Linked DNA regions of Homo sapiens: regions 1, 2 and 4 are each linked to region 3. Evidence: chromatin contacts called from ENCODE Hi-C or POLR2A ChIA-PET data. All regions are on one chromosome and are shown on one strand. The core of a region is the stretch at or near the end of the contact, and the rest is flanking DNA. Distances in the headings are between cores, read along the strand shown. Region 1 holds the start of DPY19L3-DT (DPY19L3 divergent transcript). Region 2 overlaps LSR (lipolysis stimulated lipoprotein receptor). Region 3 holds the start of PEPD (peptidase D). Region 4 holds the start of ZNF507 (zinc finger protein 507).

Region 1 (2,889 bases), core at 307-2,806, 1.1 Mb before region 3:
CACAATGGTCACATTTCCCCCAGAGTGAAACAACTTGAGAGAAAAAAAAAAACCTATAAAATAAGAGGGAAATCCTATTTAAGGGGAACTCAATTCACCTATGTATTCATGAAACAGACACATGCACATAAAGGCATCTTAACGTGAAAAATAAACATACAGTCCTTGCCCTCAAGCCAGGCGACAGAAAAGCTACCAACAACCAGGCTGAAACAAGACAAATGCCATCTGAAAAAACAGCTGACATTTGTTTCTATCAAAGCCATCCAGCAGATACCTCAACATCTTTCCACAGAACGTGTGCTCTTTACTAACAACCGACACACAAAGGAGGACGATCTCCAACAGAGGTGACTAGGAAAGGCTTCCTGGATGGCGTAATTTAGTGTTGGAGTCAGACCAATGAGCCGCCTTTTCACGGGTGGAGGTCCCAGATGGCCATCCCTTTAACAAAAATCAATTAACATGTAAATTATGTACTGACAAATACAACGTTTGATGGGCCCGCTGCAGTGGCTAAAGCCTGTAATCCCAACATTTTGAGAAGCTGAGGCAGGAGGCCTGCTTGAACTCAGGAGTTTTAGACCAGACTGGTCAACACAACGAGACCCCATCACTATAAAAATTAAAATGAATCTCAGCTACTCAGGAGGCTGAGGAAGCAGGGTCACTTGGGCACAGGGGACTAAGGTTGCAGTGAGCTACGATCACACCACTGCACTCCAGCCTGGACGACAAAGCAAGACCCCCATCTCTACGAAAAATTTAAAAATTAGCTGGGCATAGTAGTGCGAGCCTGTGGTCCCAGCTACTCCGGAGGCTGAGGCGGGAGGATCGCTTGCGCCCAGGAGGCCGAGGTTGCAGTGAGCCGTGATAGCACCACTGCACTCCAGCCTGGGCGACAGACTGAGAGCCTCACCTGTAAAAAATAATTTTAAAAAAGGTTCCACCTAGTGTTTTCCGTGGTGTGACTAAGAAAAGTATCTAGAAATAAAGCACAGTCAGTACCTGCTCTCAAAAAACGGCTGCCAATCTAGTTTGGAGACAGAAAAATATACCCGACTGAGAACACAGAGGAGCCTGTTTTCGGAAGAGGGGCGTCTTTGGAGACGCAAAATCCTCTCCGCGGGACGCTGACGGGCAGTCGGTAAAGGACTTCCAAGCACTGGTCAGTGACAATCGGGCGCTGGGGCTTTGCCAAGGCCCGGAGGCGGCGCGCCAAACCGGGCAATGCGGGAAGCGGGGCAGGCCCGAGTGGCCCTACTGCTGCCGTCCCTACTGATCCCTGCGCATCCGCCACAGAGCAGGGAACGGCAGAAAGGAGGAAGGAGGGGGAGTTCCGTAAATCAGGCCCTCAGGGGCTCCCAGGCCCGCACCCCTCTCAAGCCCCGGGGACCACCGCGGAGCCGCTGCTCCGGGCCGTGCGGCTCGAGGCGAACCTGCCTCAGAGCCGCCGGGCCCTCCTATCCCGAGCCGTATCTCTAGCTCCGGCCTGAGGTGGCCGGCGACTGCGTGCGCAAACACAAGATCCGCACCCCACTCCCCGCCACTGCAGCTCCGCGGCCGCGCTCAGAGTCTCCGGAACAGACCGGACTCAATGCGGACCAGGCAAGCGGAAGTGTGCCGCTTCCTTCCGGCCAGCGCAGCACGAGACGAGGCGGGGAACCGCGGGAGGAGGCGGGGCCTAGTGTTGACGAACAGCTCCCGGGGCCTATGGGCGCGGGGGCAGCCGCCCGGCCTCTCCGGCGCGCCCCCTCCCCGGGGCTGTTGACGCCCCCCAGCCCCTCATTTCCACAAAGCTCCGCGGCGGTTCTGCCCTCCTTGTACCCGCGGCGCGCTGCGGCCCGTGGCGCGGCCCCGTTCCCGCCTAGCCCCGTCGGCCTCCTTCCCCTCCCGGAGCCGCGCGTGAGGACGGCTGAGGCCGCAGGTCTGTGGCGGCGCGCCGGGACGCGCGGGCGAGGGTCTACCGAGAGGGCGGGCGGGCGCCGGCGGAACCCTCGGCTACAGCCCCGAGCCCCTGGGGCCGCCCCTCCCCGCCGCGTGGCGCAGTCGGGGGGCGCGGCCGCGGCGTCGGGGCGTCGGGAGGGGCGGAGCGCGGGAGTGTCTGCCGGGACGCGGGCCGGGCTGGGCTCCGGAAGGACCAAGTTTGCGGAGCGGCTTCTGCTCGTCGGCCGTGCGGCGAGGCAGGGCCTGGGCTGCGACCCCGGCGGCCGCTCGCGGTCTTGGGAGAGCTGGGGCGCGTGCCTGAACTTCCCGGCTGCCCCTGTCCTTGGAGACCTACCTGATGGGGACGCCAGGTGTGCAGGGGCGTGGCGCGTAGGTAAGCGGACCCGGTGCCTGCCTCGTCCAGGGGATGCTCACTAGAGCGCTAGGCTTTTTTATTTTTATTTTTTAGAGACAGGGGTCTCGCTGTCTCGCCCAGGCTGGAGTGCAGTGGCGTTATCACGGCTCACTGCAACCTCGAACTCTTGGGCTCAAGCGATTCTCCCACCTCAGCCTCTGGAGTAGCTGGGACCACAGGCATGCACCACCGAGCCTGGCTATTTTATTGTATAGATAGGGTCTCGCTCTGTTCCCCAGGCTGGTCTCAAACTCATGGTCTGAAGTCATCCTCCTGCCTCAACCTCCCAAAGCGCTGGGATTACATGAGCCGCCTCGCCCGGCTAGCGCTAGTCGTCCTTATTAATAAAGAATCGCTTCTGGTCCCTTTTCAGTTGTTTACAATGGCATTCCTTTTGATCTGATGGAGGAACTTTTTTTCTTAGTTCATGGGACTGTTGCAGTGCCTGACACATAATTGGTACTTAAATATGTGTTGGTTTTCTGCCTTAACATATTAGAATATATGAATTGTTTAAAAAAGTCCTCTCACACTTAGGGAGGACTCTA
Region 2 (3,074 bases), core at 175-2,674, 1.7 Mb after region 3:
CGTCTTAAAAAAAAAAGAAAAAAGAAAATAGCACTGGGTGATGTGCTACATGGAATGACTTGGGCTGTGAATATGATTTGAGGAGGGCCTGGGCCTGGGCCTTACAGAACCTAGAAGGCAGAGAGGAAGGGGAGGGGCAGGGTGCCAGGGATGAAGGCTCACGTACCTCATGTCTTAGTGTGTGTTCACTGTCTTAAACAAGAATTTAAAGTTGGGCATGGGGCAGAGCGGGGAAGGGAGCATCCCTTTGCAGACCCCAAGAAGCCAGGAACTGGAGCACATTCTGCTAGAGGATCGATGGGAAGCAGGGTTCCAGGGGCTGAGCCTATGTCAGTCCTGTTTCAGAGGAGGCACCAGGCTTGCTTGCCCTGAATTTCTGTGGGCAGCTCAGCCATGAGCATCCTACTGTTATTGAGGTCACAGGGCTGCTTAGGCCCCCTCCTCTCTAACCCAGGGATTGTGCCTGCCTGGACCAGGCGTGACTGCTAAGCTTCTGCCAGGACAAGCCAAATACTGAGGGTGCTTCCTCTGCTGGACGCAAAAGTCCAGGATGACCCCCCAGGCTCTGTCTCGGGGAAGGGGCCCTGCATGCTCCAGGGGCCTCACAGGCCTGGGTCTTTCAAACCACCCCCACCTGGGCCTGTGTTTGATCAAGGCCCTGAGTGTAAACATCCATTGTGTGTGTCCTTTCAGGAAATCCCATAGCCATAGGAGCTTCCTCTGTTTCAGCTTTGAGGATGGGGAAAAGTGGACTCCCCGTGGTGTTCCTAGGGTCACCCACTGTGCTGGGGTTTTTCTGTTGTTGTTGTTTTTTTTCTGTTGCCCAGGCTGGAGTGCAGTGGTGCAATCTCAGCTCACTGCAACCTCTGCCTCGCAAGTTCAAGTGATTCTCCCGCCTCAGCCTCCTGAGTAGCTGGGATTACAGGTGCACACCACCACACCTGGCTAATTTTTGTATCTTTTTGGTAGAGATGGGATTTCGCCATGTTGGCCAGGCTGGTCTCAAACTCCTGACCTCAGGTGATCTGCCTGCCTTGGCCTCCCAAAGTTCTGGGATTACAGATGTGAGCCACCATGCCCGGCCTATCCTGGTTTCAAAAGTGAAAATAGTCCTGGATAAGGTAGAAGGCTGTCCACTCCAGGCATCCCTCCGGTCCGGTGGCTCATTCCCTGCTTTGTCCTTCCATGCTTTGGGTGATGGACCAGCACCTGGACAGGAGGCCCTGTTCCACCTCCTCGGGCTCCTTGGGGTCCAAGTGCCCCCACCTCCAGCTGCACTGCAGCAGAGAGCCCATGGGACCTCTGAAATCATGAAGGTCACCTTTGCGGTGTATAAAGAAGGAACCAGAGGTTGGAGATGTGGAGGAGGCCTGGCTGCTGTTCCCACTGGAGACCTGGCATCTTCTCCCCGACCTAAAACAATGAAAGCAGTGCTCAGCCCGGATGAGATCACGGCCAGCCCAAGACCAGGAACAGGGTACGCCCTGCAGGAAGAAGGTGTGCCCAGACCTTAGGATGGATCAAAAGAAGCCGGAAAACTATATTTTTTGTGAGTTTTGAAAATGTCAGACAGGTCAAACAAAACACAGTGAGGTCCAGCCTCGGCCTACAAGATGCCAGATTTCAACCCCTGGCCTATATGATCTGTTTGCCATGGCAGGCGGTTCCTGTCCACCTCTTTTGTTTATAGCAGGGACCAGCTCTTGAGCTCCAGTGTTGAAGAGGCACGGTCAGGGTCTGATCTGAAGACACTGGTGGCTCATGCCTGTAATCCCAGCACTTCAGGAGGCCGAGGCAGGAGGATTGCTTGAGGACAGGAGCTGGGAGACCAGCCTGGGCAACACAGTGAGACCCAGAGACTACAAAAAAATAAATTTAGCGGGGCATGATGGCACACCCTGCTACTCTGGAGATGGGAAGATTGCTTGAGCCTAGGAGTTCGAAGCTGCAGTGACCCATGATCGCACCACTGCACTCCAGCCTGGGCGACCAAGCTAGGCCCTCTCAAAAAAGATACAGGTGGAAAAATGATGGACGAAGAGGGCATTGTGGCAAACCTGGGGATTTAGGAGAACCTAGTTTGGAATTCTATGAGGATTCAATGAAAGAATGTGTGTAGAGGGGCCCAGCACATAGTAAGAGCTCAATAAACGGTGGGGGCTAGGGGCGGTGGCTCATGCCTGTAATCCCAGCACTTTGGGAGGCTGAGGCAGGTGGATCACTTGAGCCCTGGAGTTCAAGATCAACCTGGACAACAAAGCAAGATCCCATCTCAAAATTAAAAAACAACACCAACAACAAAAAAACAGTGGCTTAGATGCCTGATCATTAGGGTAAGTCGTGTCCTCAACCCCTTCACATCTGCTCTGAAGGTCACCATATCCGGAAGCCTTCCCTGGCCTCCTTGTTTAAAATGGCACAGCCCCCACTCCACGCCTGGCACTCTCTGCTGTCCCTGATTCGTTTTCTCCATACAGCTTATCTTTGTCTGATATGTGACATAGTTAACATTTTATATTTGTCTTTCTTTCCTAGTTAGAATCTGAACTCTAGAAGGGCAAGGGCAAGGATTTATAACTCAAAGGTTCCGGGCTTAGGCCTCTTTTATATTCTTGATTTTGAGGTTAATTAAGAGCTCAGGCCTAGCGAGGTGGCTCATGCCTGGAATCCCAGCACTTTGGGAGGCCCAGGCGGGCAGATCACTTGAGGTCAGGAGTTCCAGACCTGCCTGGCCAACACAGTGAAAAACCTGTCTCTACTAAAAATACAAAAATTAGCCAGTTATGTTGGCAGGCGCCTATAATCCCAGCTACTCAAGAGGCTGAGGCAGGAGAATCGCTTGAACCCAGGAGGCAGAGGCTGCAGTGAGCCAAGATCGTGCCACTGCACTCCAGCCTGGGCAACAGAGCGAGACTCCATCTCAAAAAAAAAAAAAAAATTAAGAGCTCAAAGAGTTTGTTTTCATAGGCAGCAGAATGAGAAAAGTTTACAAAATAGTTTAAATGACAATAAAGTCATTATAGATTAACATAAATAAAATACCTTTTATGAAAAAAATAATCATTTTCTGAAAT
Region 3 (2,753 bases), core at 14-2,513:
TGTCCATCTGTTCCAGTGGCCTGTGAGTACCTTAAGGGAAGACCCACTGCTATTCCTGGAATATAGCAGGTGCCCACAAAATATTTGATTTGTATGCTCTAAGCTCCCTCAACCTTGGGGGCCAACTTAGAACCCACTTTCTGTTGCCATTTTCCCTGTATCTTAAAAAGAGAGATGCATTCAGTCCACTAGATCCCCCATTCTGACCTCAGTTTCCAACCTGGCATCTGGAATACTGCTCCCTCCTACACCATGCCCCCTCTACCCCACTGTACCACCAGACCCACACCTTCTCCCATTGAACTCACACATAGCTCAGGGGAGCCTAATCTTTAAAAAACAGATCAAGCAGCTTGTAACAAAACCCTTCCAGCCCATCAGGGCAAAGTCTGAAGCCGCCACCTGGAACACCACACCTTCCAACCAGCCCCAGGCATGCACCCCTGTCCCCAGAACACTCTGAACTCTCAACCTTTGTCCCTTACCCTGGGCTCAGATGCTCCCTATCTGGGAGATTCCGCCCAACGCTCTGGTGAACCCATCTGTCCACCCTTCCTCCCACTACGACCACTCAGCTTTCTTTCATTTAGCCCAGTATGGAGCACCTACTGTGTGCAAGGCACCGGGCTACTGAGAAGCAGGTAACATACCTGCCCTTGCACTCTAAATGCAGAGAAGATAAAGAACAAGTACAAACAATGCTCTATATAGTTTATCAGGTGATGATGAGGGCACAAAAAGTGGGATAGATGGTTAGAGAAGGATTCCCTGAGGGGGTGACATTTGGCCCCTGAAAGAAATGGGGAAGTGCCCTGCTGGGAAAAGGGAATTCCAAGTCCGTCTCGAATACCGCCTCCTCCGGGAAGCGCCCGGGTCCCTGGGGTCCTCGCAACGCCGCCCTCCTACCCGGGGGTCTTGGCAGCGAACATGCGTGTCGACCCCAGCCCCCACCGCAGCCGCACACGGTGGGGCCGCCAGACGCGGGCAGGTGGGGCCGGAGCCAGCCAGGAGGGTGGAGAGGAGCTGCGGCCCCCGCGCTGACCCTGACTCGGAGCGTGCAGCTCGCCGACCGGCGCTGGGACTCCGGGCCAACGGGAAGAGGCGCCTACCCGCGGCATTCAGCGACCCCGGCTGACGCTCTCACCCGCGGTCCGGCCGGGACACCCATGCCCCTCTCCACGCCAGCGGGAAAGAGCGAGGGAGGCGCAGCACTCACCCGGTGGCCGCCGCCATGTTCGCCCGGCACCGGCGTCACGTGAAGTGCGGCGTCAGCTGAGCCCCTCCGGGTGCCAATGCATGGGGCGGGGTAAGGGCGGGGCAGGGGGCGGGGCATGGAGTCCTTGACCCACCTCCTCCAGAGCCAAATTCCACGGGACGGGAAGGGGCGGTACCTGGGGAAGGGCGGAGCCCCGATGGGGCGGGGCTCCCGGAGATTGGGGGCCCAAGAGCTCGGCCAGGATAAATGAGCGGGCTGCCGGCTGCAGACAGTAGGTCGGGTTAGCGGGCAGCATCTGCAGCCTTTTCGTGGTGGGAGGGAGGTCCTGAAGCAGAGGACATCTTGATTCTGGTTCAGTCCCCGATCTGGCGTACCAGCCCACCCGGGAGAAGAACACATAGGAATAAAGAAACCACGTGGGAGGAGAGGAGGGAGACTGACCCAGGCTAGGGTCGGGGCAGAGGTGGCGATTTTTGTTTAAGAAGGGAAAGGGCTTGAGCAAAGGCCGTGGGGCAACTGGAGGACTCTAAATGTGCAGCGTCCAGGAGAATGTGCGCGAGAGAGGGGCAGCCTAAGGGAAGCAAGGGCCAGACCCTGCGGGGCCTCCACTGTGGGGCCTATGAGTTAAGTCTGGTAGGATCTTTTCTAGGTTTCCTGGGCTGCAGAATGGAGAAGCTGGAGGAAGGGAAGCCAGGGAGGAGGGCAGGCGAGAAGTGGGCACAGCCGAGAAGGGTTTAGGAGGGAGAGTCTGCCAGAAGGCTTACTCCTCTGCCCCACTGGGCACTGGTACTGGGTGCAGAGTCCTGCAGAGAAGGTGTAGGGACCCTGCAGCAGACGCTGCCCTCCCTACTGCCAACAGAGTCAGGGCATTACAAGCACGGCCCAAATGCGTTGCACATGTGAGCTCATAGAAACCTCACCACAGCCCTATGAGGTCGAGACTATCTTTAAGTCTATTATACAGATGAGGAAACTGAGGCCAGAGAGTGCTCACACAGAGGCTGAGCTCATGAAGCCATACCCTGAGGAGTGACCTCACTGCCCCTGTGAAGGAAGGGGGCCCCACACTGTTGGGGGAGGGCGTCCCTGGCGCCAAGGGTGTACAGATGTGTGTGGTGTACAGATGTGTGTGGACAGGTGGATGGGTGGCCCAGGATAGGCGTGTGGGGCTCCTGACCCCACCCTGCAGCTGTCCCACAGCTGGAAGTGGCTTCTGATCAAAGGTTGTGGGTTGGGGGATGCTTCTTGTTTCTTTATCGAAACAAGGATGTGGGTCACCATGGCCAGGCTGGTGGGAGCCAGGGGCTATGACTGGAGAAGCAGCTTCTGTTTGTCCCCATGAAGCAGGGAGGAGAATAGGCCCCTTAAATAGGAGCAAGGGAGCCAGCCATAAGCAGGGTAGTGAAGGGCACGTGGCACAGTTACCTGGAAGCCCAGTACCATCCCTGCTGTCCTCATCTGTCAGGAGAGAGCTAATGGGGCCACCTCACAGGGCTGCTAGAGGGTTTTACACTCAAACCTGCAGGCACAGCCAGAG
Region 4 (3,143 bases), core at 499-2,998, 1.2 Mb before region 3:
GACCACCACAGGAACTTCAAACGAAGATACACTTTCGTTCGCTTGTTTTAAAAGTTCTTTATTATCCCTAGATTATATTTTCTCTATTGTGTTTCTGCACTCTCCCTTGATCAAATAATTCTGTCATTTCGTCTGTCTACTTTCAGATTCATGGACATTACACTTAAGACATGACTAACGAAAAGCCTCTCTTCAGATAATGATAAGTTAGGATTGTTTGTGCCAATAGCCCAAGGCAAGGAATTTCTCATATTACTTGTTTGTTCTCCCTTTCAACACTTCGTATTTCTGGGTTTTCTTCACTGTTTTTTCTTTCCACCCTTCCATGCTAGTCTCCTGCTCAATCTCTTACCTTTTATCGAAAAAAAAATTACTCAACATTTTATTTTTTCACAGCTATTTGGTCTAATTGGCAAAGGATTCTGTGGAATAGCAGAATTCTAACTTTGCAGCCGGGCGCGGTGGCTCACGCCGGTAACCCCAGCACTTTGGGAGGCTGAGGCGGGCGGATCATGATGTCAAGAGATCGAGACCATCCTGGCCAACATGGTGAAACCCCGTCTCTACTAAAAATACAAAAAAATTAGCTGGGCATGGTGGCACGCCCTGTAGTGCCAGCTACTCGGGAGGCTGAGGCAGGAGAATCACTTGAACCTGGGAGGTGGAGGTTGCAGTGAGCCGAGATTGCGCCCCTGCACTCCAGCCTGGGGAGAGAGTGAGACTCTGACTCAAAAAAATAAAATAAAAATAAAAATAAAAATTCTAACTTTGCTGGTTTCCTAACCCCCAAATTCAGATGAATTTGAATTCTGAAATACAGTAACAGGAATTATCAGCCTGTCTGATTCTAAATTTTGTTGGATCTTCCTCCCAGGACCGTGGACAGCCCAGCCAGCTGTAAAGGCCTCTAAAAAGATCTGGAACAGATCCCCAAGAGGTATCTCACCAAATGAGTCCATTCCACTACAATGGCCAGAATCTTCAGTTTTACACCCTTGCTCATGCCCACCGCTCACCCGGAGTCCAGACCCAAGCACCATGCTGCGTAGTTCCTAATACGGCAAAACTATCCAGCATTTTTGGTGAAATTGGCTGGAATGCTTCACTTAGTCCGTTTTTCACTGTTAGCAGGAGAACCACCCTAGTATCTTTCATAGAACAGATCCGAATGACAAACACCATCGTGCCCTCGGAGGGCTGAGCTTGTGTTACTGGGTCTGGTCCTACAAACCCTGAAAATCCTGAATCTCTCAAGCAAAGAGATTCCCCAGGGCCAGCTCTGGCCCTTAACAGGCACCCCTTAACGCCAAGCTGCGAATCTGGCTAGGACCTCTATATTTTAGCCAAGAACACCTTGAAATGTACAGTCCTACCAAAGGAACTAATACAAATCCAGAAGCACAAGGCTAAAGAAAAAAAAAAAAAAAACCCCAATGCCCATTGTTGAAAGCCAATTGCGGGGTGAGTGGGGTGATAAGGCTAGCCCACAGCGGATTTAGGCGACGTGGGGAGATGCCAAAGTGAATACACGGTGACTTCTAAATCTAGACGTCTGGAAGGGGCCATGAGAGCCAGACAACTGGGCCCGAACCCCGCCCGGGAGCCAGGGTTTGCAAGGGGCTAAACCGGCTGGGGAGCCTCCCTCTCGCGGGTCCAGCCTCGGCGGCCCGGGACGCCGGTAGGCGGGGCCTGAGCCTCGCCCCGCCCCCGCTGCCCGCCATTCGGGTCACCTGACCCACCCGCGGCTCACGTGATCCGTCCCCAGCGCCGCCATTTTGGAGCTCCGGATGAGGAGGGGGAAACCGGGGGAAAAGAGGGAAAAGAGCCGGGAGAGAGGTGGGCAAGGACGAGGGCGAGGGCACGGCCGGGTCCTGGCTGGCCAAACGAGGCTCGCGGAAGCAGCAGCCGCCGCCTGACCGCAGGTACCGCGCCCCGGGGCCGCCCCTCCGCCCGCTGTTAGCGCCGCCGCCGGCCATGTGCATCCTCCCCTCAGGCCTCTGCCGGCGCTCGCTTCCTCCTCAGCCGGCCGACCCCCGCCCGGTGCTAGCCACAAGCCCCAAGTTCCGTGTCCCGGTTCTGTCTTCTGTGCAGCAAGGCCTGCGGAGACTCTGGGCTTGCCCTGCAGCTGGGGGTGGGGGGAACTTGCTGCTCCCTGCATACTGTCACCAGCCCGGCCCGCCCGCAGGCGTTGCTTCCTTCTCCAGGCGTTGCTTCTTTCTGCAAATGTGAGATCGCTTAGGCCAGCCGGGATGGACCCAGCCACGATGTTCTCACAGCATCTTTTGATTAATTTTCTAAGCTCCCTCATTCCCGACCCATCACCTCAGTCCTTTAGCCAGTGCGTGGTGTAGAAAAAGCTACTACAGAAACGCAGCCCTGGTCTTCTGCATTTATTACCATCCTCTGGAGATAGAATGATGTCTCCAGAGATCACGGAGACCATCAGGGAAAGTTCCCACCTCTTAAGACCTGGGGGCATCGGAATGAATGGTTTGTGTAGAAGGCCGGGATGATTAATAAGGTGGCGGCCACTTTCCCAACCCCAAGGCGGTATTTTTAAGTTTCTGCAGTGGGCTGTAATTTGCTATCAGTCTGCATCGCTCTTCTCAGGCAATTACTGGATTTATCACCTCTTTGAGTTTGCACTTTCTCCAGTACTCCCCTCTCACTCAGAGTATGGGTTGCATTATTGATTAAAAGAAAGCCTGGCCCTTCATTCCTTTACCTCACTAACTCGTTGAAAATTAACTTCAGGGGAGCCCTAAAGATGTTTTTTCTGCCCTGGCAGTGAGCTATTTTACTTAACCGTAATCGATAAGGTAGTTGCATTCTAGGTGAAACGAATAAGCATTTTTTTATCTTTTAGATTTATTCCAGCCAGTATAAGAAACAGTGGCAAAGAAATGTAGGACCAGAGTAGGAAACTGCGTTAGAAGATATATAGGTCACACCACTGTGTCATATCTTTTTATGCTGTTTTTCTGCCTATTGTGCTTGGTTGCAGAATCACTCGTTAGATTGTATTTTTAGTTTAGATTAAAATAGCAATGTGCAATTTATTGTTCCATTCTCATTAGAAAATGTTGTCAGTAAAACCAATAGTGTTGAGTCCAGTACCTAAATTCTGAGGTAAAACAAAATAC

What was found. A loop is a pair of places that touch in the nucleus more often than their neighbours do. ChIA-PET counts read pairs that join two places held with the same protein, here RNA polymerase II (POLR2A). Pooled maps may share reads with other maps.
Region 1: a map of naive thymus-derived CD4-positive, alpha-beta T cell shows a loop between it and region 3 (19-fold over the local background). The contact joins the promoter of DPY19L3-DT here to the promoter of PEPD in region 3. A Hi-C loop is called at or near these places in 1 of 168 maps with a recorded cell type or tissue (naive thymus-derived CD4-positive, alpha-beta T cell) and 10 of 50 pooled maps. POLR2A ChIA-PET finds 5 or more read pairs at or near these places in 3 of 52 experiments (BJ, H1 and OCI-LY7).
Region 2: a loop to region 3 is called in a map of posterior vena cava, with 28 times the contacts of the local background. The contact joins the enhancer-like site here to the promoter of PEPD in region 3. A Hi-C loop is called at or near these places in 1 of 168 maps with a recorded cell type or tissue (posterior vena cava). POLR2A ChIA-PET finds 5 or more read pairs at or near these places in 1 of 52 experiments (H1).
Region 4: a pooled map shows a loop between it and region 3 (23-fold over the local background). The contact joins the promoter of ZNF507 here to the promoter of PEPD in region 3. A Hi-C loop is called at or near these places in 3 of 37 single-sample maps with no recorded cell type and 7 of 50 pooled maps. POLR2A ChIA-PET finds 5 or more read pairs at or near these places in 1 of 52 experiments (OCI-LY7).

What each region holds. Positions count from the first base shown.
Region 1 is chr19:32,403,983-32,406,871 of GRCh38, forward strand. DPY19L3-DT (DPY19L3 divergent transcript) reads right to left here and starts at 1,557. Exons shown (of 3, transcript NR_046201.1): 1 at 1,009-1,557. It overlaps DPY19L3 (dpy-19 like C-mannosyltransferase 3), which reads left to right and starts at 1,788. Exons shown (of 19, transcript NM_001172774.2): 1 at 1,788-1,927. RefSeq lists silencers at 1,340-1,389, 1,420-2,169.
Region 2 is chr19:35,253,312-35,256,385 of GRCh38, forward strand. The region is part of intron 2 of LSR (lipolysis stimulated lipoprotein receptor); the gene reads left to right. Among named protein-coding and RNA genes, the nearest start is that of LSR, 5.8 kb to the left of the region's middle. Within about 2 kb of position 1,425, at least 4 of the 41 ENCODE cell types and tissues checked have a DNase peak (open chromatin) inside an H3K27ac peak, as active enhancers do.
Region 3 is chr19:33,520,528-33,523,280 of GRCh38, forward strand. PEPD (peptidase D) reads right to left here and starts at 1,264. Exons shown (of 15, transcript NM_000285.4): 1 at 1,217-1,264. The coding sequence starts at 1,233. LOC105372370 (a long non-coding RNA gene) reads left to right here and starts at 1,407. Exons shown (of 3, transcript XR_935918.3): 1 at 1,407-1,487. RefSeq lists enhancers at 565-1,528, 1,529-2,491 and a silencer at 1,274-1,473.
Region 4 is chr19:32,343,862-32,347,004 of GRCh38, forward strand. It overlaps ZNF507 (zinc finger protein 507), which reads left to right and starts at 1,749. Exons shown (of 7, transcript NM_001136156.2): 1 at 1,749-1,922. RefSeq lists silencers at 1,573-1,702, 1,733-1,922.